Regions from separate parts of the Homo sapiens genome. Here region 1 is linked to region 2. A link is an interaction called in ENCODE POLR2A ChIA-PET data of the cell type or tissue named here. Cell type or tissue: PC-9. All regions are shown on one strand. Each heading gives the region's core, and the rest is flanking DNA. Links, peaks and the distances in the headings are about the cores only. Region 1 overlaps FAM163B (family with sequence similarity 163 member B). Region 2 has its middle 18 kb from the start of MYMK.

Region 1 (2,893 bases), core at 217-2,716, 84 kb before region 2:
GATGCATCTCTGCTCCCTGGAGTTGCAGTCGTGATTCCTGTAGACAAGAAATCCCACAGGGGCACGGCACCACCTCAGCCCTCCCAGGGTGCTTGGTTCCCAGGGGCTCCGCCTCAGCCAGTGACTCGGCCCACAGGCATTTATGGAGCACCCACTGTTTACCAGGCCTGTGCATCAAGGTGAGGCTGAGGGCCCACCCTCGTGGAGCTGGACACGAGGTCACAGTGTCCTGGGGAGGCTGGCCAAGGGAGCAGCTCCAGAAAAACAAGGAAAATGAAAACAAGCAGGGTGGGCCAGGCCGCGAGCACTAGGGAGGTCACGCAGGCTTCCTGGAGAAGGCGAGGCCCGGCACCATCTTAAAGGGCCAGAAGGAGCCAGTCACCTGGAAAGGAGAGGACAGCGGGGGTGCCAGGGGTCTCCCAGGCCAAGGGACAACCCCTGAGGCCAGCAGGTGCATCCCCAGAGCGGTCCCCGTCCTGAGGCAGAGGCCACACGGACAGGCCTAGGGTGAGGGTCAGGTTGGTCCCAAGGAGTGAGGACTCACTCAGAGGAGCCCCTGCTGGGCCAGACCTGCTTTGGGGGCCATCCTTCGGGACAGTGGTTCTCCCAGTGTGCTCCCCCAGTGTGCTCCCCGCGCCCGCTGCATCAGCATCCCCTGGGCACTTGGGAGAAAGGCATGTTCTCCGCCCCCCTGAGTCCGAAGCTGCAGGGTAGCGCCCGCAGCCAGGTTTCAGTGCATTCGGGGGATGCTGGTGTAAGCCCAATGTGAGGGACGGGTGCTATGGGGGCACCAGGGAGGACTGGACCAGGGAGGGCTCACATTGGCTGTGGAGAAGGCCAGGCAGGGTCCCCTGCAGGGACACAAGCCAGGAGGAGGGGCAGGATGAGCTTGTGTGTGCACGGCCCCAACAGGAAAATGTGGGTGTCATCTCCGCCACAGTTACCACCCCCACAGGACACCCAGGTGGCCAGTGCCCTGAGGCTGGGCCTGGGTGTCTCCCCCATCCGGAACAGCACCTGGTTCCTGGCCTAAGTAAATACAAAGCCTGCTGTGATGGACCCAGGATGGAGAGGGCTGGGAGACAGGGGCCCAGTGCCAGGGCATAGCAGGTGCCTGCCACTGCGGAAGAGGCTGCCCTGGCCCCAGGAGGCCAGCTGCTTGGCAGAGGGTGGTCATGGCAGTGCAAGGTAGACCCAGAAGGGAGGCAGCTGCTCATGAGTGGGGTGGTCCGGGCTTGGGCCTTGGAAGACAGACCAGGATGCCCCAGTAGCTGGGCCCTGCCCTATCCAGAGCCTGCCTGCCTGCTGAGGGACCCAAGGAGAGAGGCTTTCTGCCAACGCAGGGGGCAGGGCCAGGAGCTTCAGAGCTGGTACCTCTCTCAGGATCCCCAGAAGCTTCCTTCACAAAGGGCAATGGTAGTATCCAGGGTTCTTTCTCAACCTGGCCCCATGTGTCCCATGTCCTGACCGAGAATGCTGTTCTGTCGGCCCCTTGACACCCAGCGGCCCCTCAGGCAGAGGAGACCTTGGTAAGGGCTGGAATTCCTGGCTGGGGGCAGAGTTTCCGGGCCACGCTGCTGGCTGGGGTCTGGGGTGCCTTCCATGTGTCTACTGGCTCTCGGGGCTCTCCTGGGACTCCAGGCGTGTCCCCACTGAGCAGAGAGTCCACCTGCTCCTGTCCGTAAGGCTGAGTCAGCGAGGGCTTTACTGAGCATCCAGGAGTTTTCTCGAACATTATCTCAAGGTGCTGGGCCATTTTGGTGGGTAAAGGCCTGGAAGTGCATCAAGCCTGTGCTTCCTCCCTCTTTGTGCCTCCGTTTCCTCATCTTTGCATGAGGATGCTCAAAGTGCCTGCGCCGGCTGTGCCTATAGGGTTCACTGAAGCACCGGGGAGCCCCCAGCCCAGCACGGGACTAAGTTATTTGTTTACTAAACGAGAGCTCTGGTCGTTCCAGCAAGTCCTGGCCTGGCCCTCCCTCCCGTCCGCCTTCCAGGCCCTGAACTGGGACCAGGAGCTGGGCTCAGTTCGAGGAAGAGAACGAAAAGAAAAGAAAAAAGGAAGGAAGGAGAGAGAGAAGGAAGGAAGGAGAGAGAAGGAAGGAAGGAGAGAGGGAAGGAAAGGAAAGGAAAGAAGGAAAGGAAAGGAAAGAAGGGGAGGGGAAGGGGAGGGGAAGGGGAGGGGAAGGGGAGGGGAAGGGGAGGGGAAGGGGAGGGGAAGGGAAGGGGAAGGGGAAGGGAAGGGGAAGGGGAAGGGAAGGGGAAGGGAAGGGAAGGGAAGGGAAGGGAACTTAAGTCCAGCAGCAGAGAGGGTTTTACGAACCCAACTTCTGCACATTGGTATTTTTAAGGGAGACAAAAAGCCAGCCCCGTCGGCAGCTGAGCTGGGACTTGCCCGGGGTTTTCAGGCCCTACCCTCCCACCCCCCATTTCCTGACCCACGGCTGGGAGATCGGGAAACTGCAGCCCAGAATGTTCTTGGTGCATCTCATCTGCCTTTTCCTGGCGGCCTGAAGCCCTGGCCTGGCCTACAGCTCTGTGCTGCTGTTCCCGCCCCCTGGGAAACACTGGGGATCAGCTAGGTGAGGGTGGGGGTCACGAGGGCAAGACCCCAGCTCACTCAGGGCCTGCGGTGCAAGTGTGGGCCGCGGCCCCCACTGCATTGAAATCAGCACCAATGCCGCCCTACTGTGTGTGTGCGCGCTGTGTCGCCCCCTGGTGGCCGGAGGACTGCAGTGGGAAACCAGGTTCTTGCCTTCATGGGGCTTAGGTCTGATGCAGGGAAGGCGGTGAGTTTACCCCGTCCCTACAGGCAAGCTGAGGGTGGGGGATGGAAGGAAAAGGAGATACATCAGATTTGATGTGGCACACCATGTTCACCCCTGGAGCCCTCACC
Region 2 (2,893 bases), core at 292-2,791:
GAGTCTGGGGTGTGTCTGTCCTGTGTTCATGGTCACCTGTGGCCAAAGGTGGAGGAAAAATGTGGCTTTGCTGGGCTTTTCTCCTGCCCTCCCTCAAGGGGGAGGATTTGTGGCCGACTGAGCCCATGAGCAGGACTTGGGAGGCAGACACAGGCTGGCCTCGTGGCGTGGCCTTGCGTGTGAAAGTACTGACGGGTGACCCTTCCCCTCCAACCATCTCGGGTGAATCGTGCCCTGTGTCATATCACCAGCTCTGCCCTGGTCTTGCTGTGCCGCCCCAACGCTTGACCTGAAACAGCAGGAAACAGGGGGCTCGGTCCCAGGGCCCAGTTTAAACGTCGCCCCTTCCTGAGTGTCTCCATGTGCCGCACAGCTTTCCCAACCCCAAGGAGTCACACAAGTCCAGCAGACCTGGGCTCTGCCTTCCGATGGTGCACAGACTGATGGGGGAGGCAGACCCAGAACTGAGCCATCGCGGGGGATTGGGGGAGTGAGGCGCTGGGTCAGAAAGGCTGCCCAGTGCGGGCGCTGCTGGGAGACCCGAAGGAGAAGGGGCCAGTGGCCCAGGGAGAGGGAGAAAGATCTAACAGGGTTTGTCTGGGAACTGCACAAGGTGGGCGTCAGTGGGCAGGTTCTAAGGATGTGAGGGTTTTAGGTGGGGGAGCCTGACAGTGGGTCTGGCTTCCATGAAGAGGTGGGCAGTGGCAGAAAGAGACCAGGAAGGCTGCTGCCCATCGGGAGGGAGCCAAGTCCACCAGGCAGGAGTGTGGGGAGGAGGGAGGCGCTGGGAGAGCGAAGGTGGCATCAGCAGGGCTCACTGGGGGCCCACCAGTCCCCCAGCTGGTTTTCCAGTGGTGCAAAGCCCAGTCATCGGTGACTGGTGGTGCCTGGGACGTGTGTCCCTCCAGCAGTTCTCAGCCATGGCCCCCAGCCTGCGGGGAGCTGCCCTGGTCTGGGAGGGGTATTGAGGCAAATTGTTGCCAGCAATCATAGCTCAAAGCTTTTGGACAGCTGGCTTGTGTCTTAAAGCCACACAGAGTCAAGGTCACCCCCAGTTACCTAGTCATTCGTTCCCCTGCAGCCTTTGTACGACGGAGGTGGCGGGAGAGCCGTCGCTCAGGGCCCAGCCTGCATCACACAGGCCAAGACCATGCCCAGCAGGCCAGGGGCGGATGTGGTCCCATGAAGCCTGGAAGCTCGACCCAGGCTGGGAGTGTCTAAATCAGCATCGCGTTCCCGCGCTCCGCCTGGCGGGCCGTAGGCAGGCACTTAACAAATATTTGTCAAATGAATGGATGAGTGGATTTTTCCATATCTGTCTTGGCAAGGGCAGGTTTATGCCTCCCTGACGAGTCCACATGCAAAAAACAGTTAGTCAGTGACCACAGAAGACAGCCTTGACCCCGCTGACCTGCACACCGGCCGCAGGCGGGAGCAGGCCATGAGCCAGAAAGGAACTGGCTCTGGAGTACCCACCCTGGGGCTGTGTGTCCTTGGGTAAGGCCCTTCAGTCCCCAAAACTTCCAGCAGTGACACCTGCTTATCCTGCCGGGGCCATCGGACCCAGCCCCACCCACCCCCCCACTGAGAACCTGGCCTGGGTTCAGTCCCGCCCTGGGCCAGGAAGGCAGCAGAGGTGCACCGGCCCCTCAGGCTCATCGGCAAACTGCACCATGTTGTCAAGCTGCCATCCTGTCTACGGTGATAGGGACATGACCCCACGCCCCCCACCCGCACACACTGTGGAGAAGCAAAAGAGACAAAAGCTGCATCCTGCACACAGGGGAACCCCTTTAGCCAGGGGGCCCAGGCTCACCCCAGGAGGAGCCCAGAGGAGCCAGCAGACGGCCATGACCACCCCAAGCTTAGGGCCAGTGGCCGGGCCTGGCCAGGGCTTCTGCCCAATCACTCCCTTCCCTTCCGAGAAGCTGGGTCCCTTGGGCCTTCATTGGGTTTTGTTTTCCTAACAGCTAGGCTAACGGGAGCCTGCTGGCCTAGAGCCCCGGCTGGAGCCAGGCTATCGAGTAGCTGCGGCCACATCTGGAAGACGTTTGGGCAGAGTTCGGCCCCCGCACCACAGCAGGCTGATAAGCGTCTGCTGCTGGCTTGGAGCTCCGGGAAGCTGCAGCCTCAGACCACCGGCCCTGGCTGCCTGAGCCTTCCAGAGGTAGGAGAGGAGGGGCAGAGGAAACTGGGGCGTTCTCTGGCCCCTGGCCTGCCAGCCCATTCCAGAAACCACAATGGCAGAACCAAAGATGTCAGCACAGAAGGCAGCCTAAGAGGCCCCAGAGCTCCACTTGTCCCTCCTGCAGACACCTGCTCTTCTATGCTGGGTCCCATGGTGCCTTCGCCCTACCAGTTGTCGAGATCACTCCCGTGACGGTCTTTAGGCCTGGACCAGGCTCTCGCACCTGGGACCACTTCCTCATCACCATGCATCTTAGTCATCTTGGCTTCCCCATCTCACCAGCTGGAAAACCAAGGATCCACGGAGTGTCTGCATGGGTGAGACCTCACACTGACAGAGCCAGGACACGGCCCCAAGTTTGGGGTCTCTGAGTCCTGTGTGCTGTACACTGCACTCACGGCCTCCTTTGTCCTGCCCTGTTCTGCCACTGGATGGCCCAACAGAGGTCTTCACTGTGGACCAGCGAAGCCCCTAGGCACCGCCTCCTGAGCTGTGAGCTCGCAGGGATCTTGGCTGTTGGGCTCATCACAGTGCAGTGGGACAGAATTCTAGGCAGCCAAGTGCCTGACTGATCCCACAGACAGCACCCAGCAAGTAACAAGTACATGAATCAGAAAACAAGCCACGAAGGAGGGGGAGGAGGTTGAGTCTCCCATCATTGGCTCTCGCAGTGCCTGCCAGACACTGTTAGAAGTGCTTTATGTG

What was found. Peaks named below come from ENCODE experiments on the same cell type or tissue, not always from the same donor. Only the 100,000 strongest peaks of a DNase experiment are listed, where the experiment ranks them.
Region 1: POLR2A ChIA-PET joins it to region 2 with 5 read pairs; 2 of 35 experiments call an interaction of 5 or more read pairs at or near these places.

Annotation. Positions count from the first base shown.
Region 1 is chr9:133,589,432-133,592,324 of GRCh38, reverse strand. All of the region lies in intron 1 of FAM163B (family with sequence similarity 163 member B), which reads left to right. Among named protein-coding and RNA genes, the nearest start is that of FAM163B, 19 kb to the left of the region's middle. In PC-9, for the core only: a CTCF peak has its summit at 2,528; no DNase peak of the experiment used is centred there; H3K27me3 peaks cover 936 bases.
Region 2 is chr9:133,505,182-133,508,074 of GRCh38, reverse strand. No RefSeq gene overlaps it. Among named protein-coding and RNA genes, the nearest start is that of MYMK, 18 kb to the left of the region's middle. In PC-9, for the core only: no CTCF peak of the experiment used is centred there; a DNase peak (open chromatin) is centred at 1,324.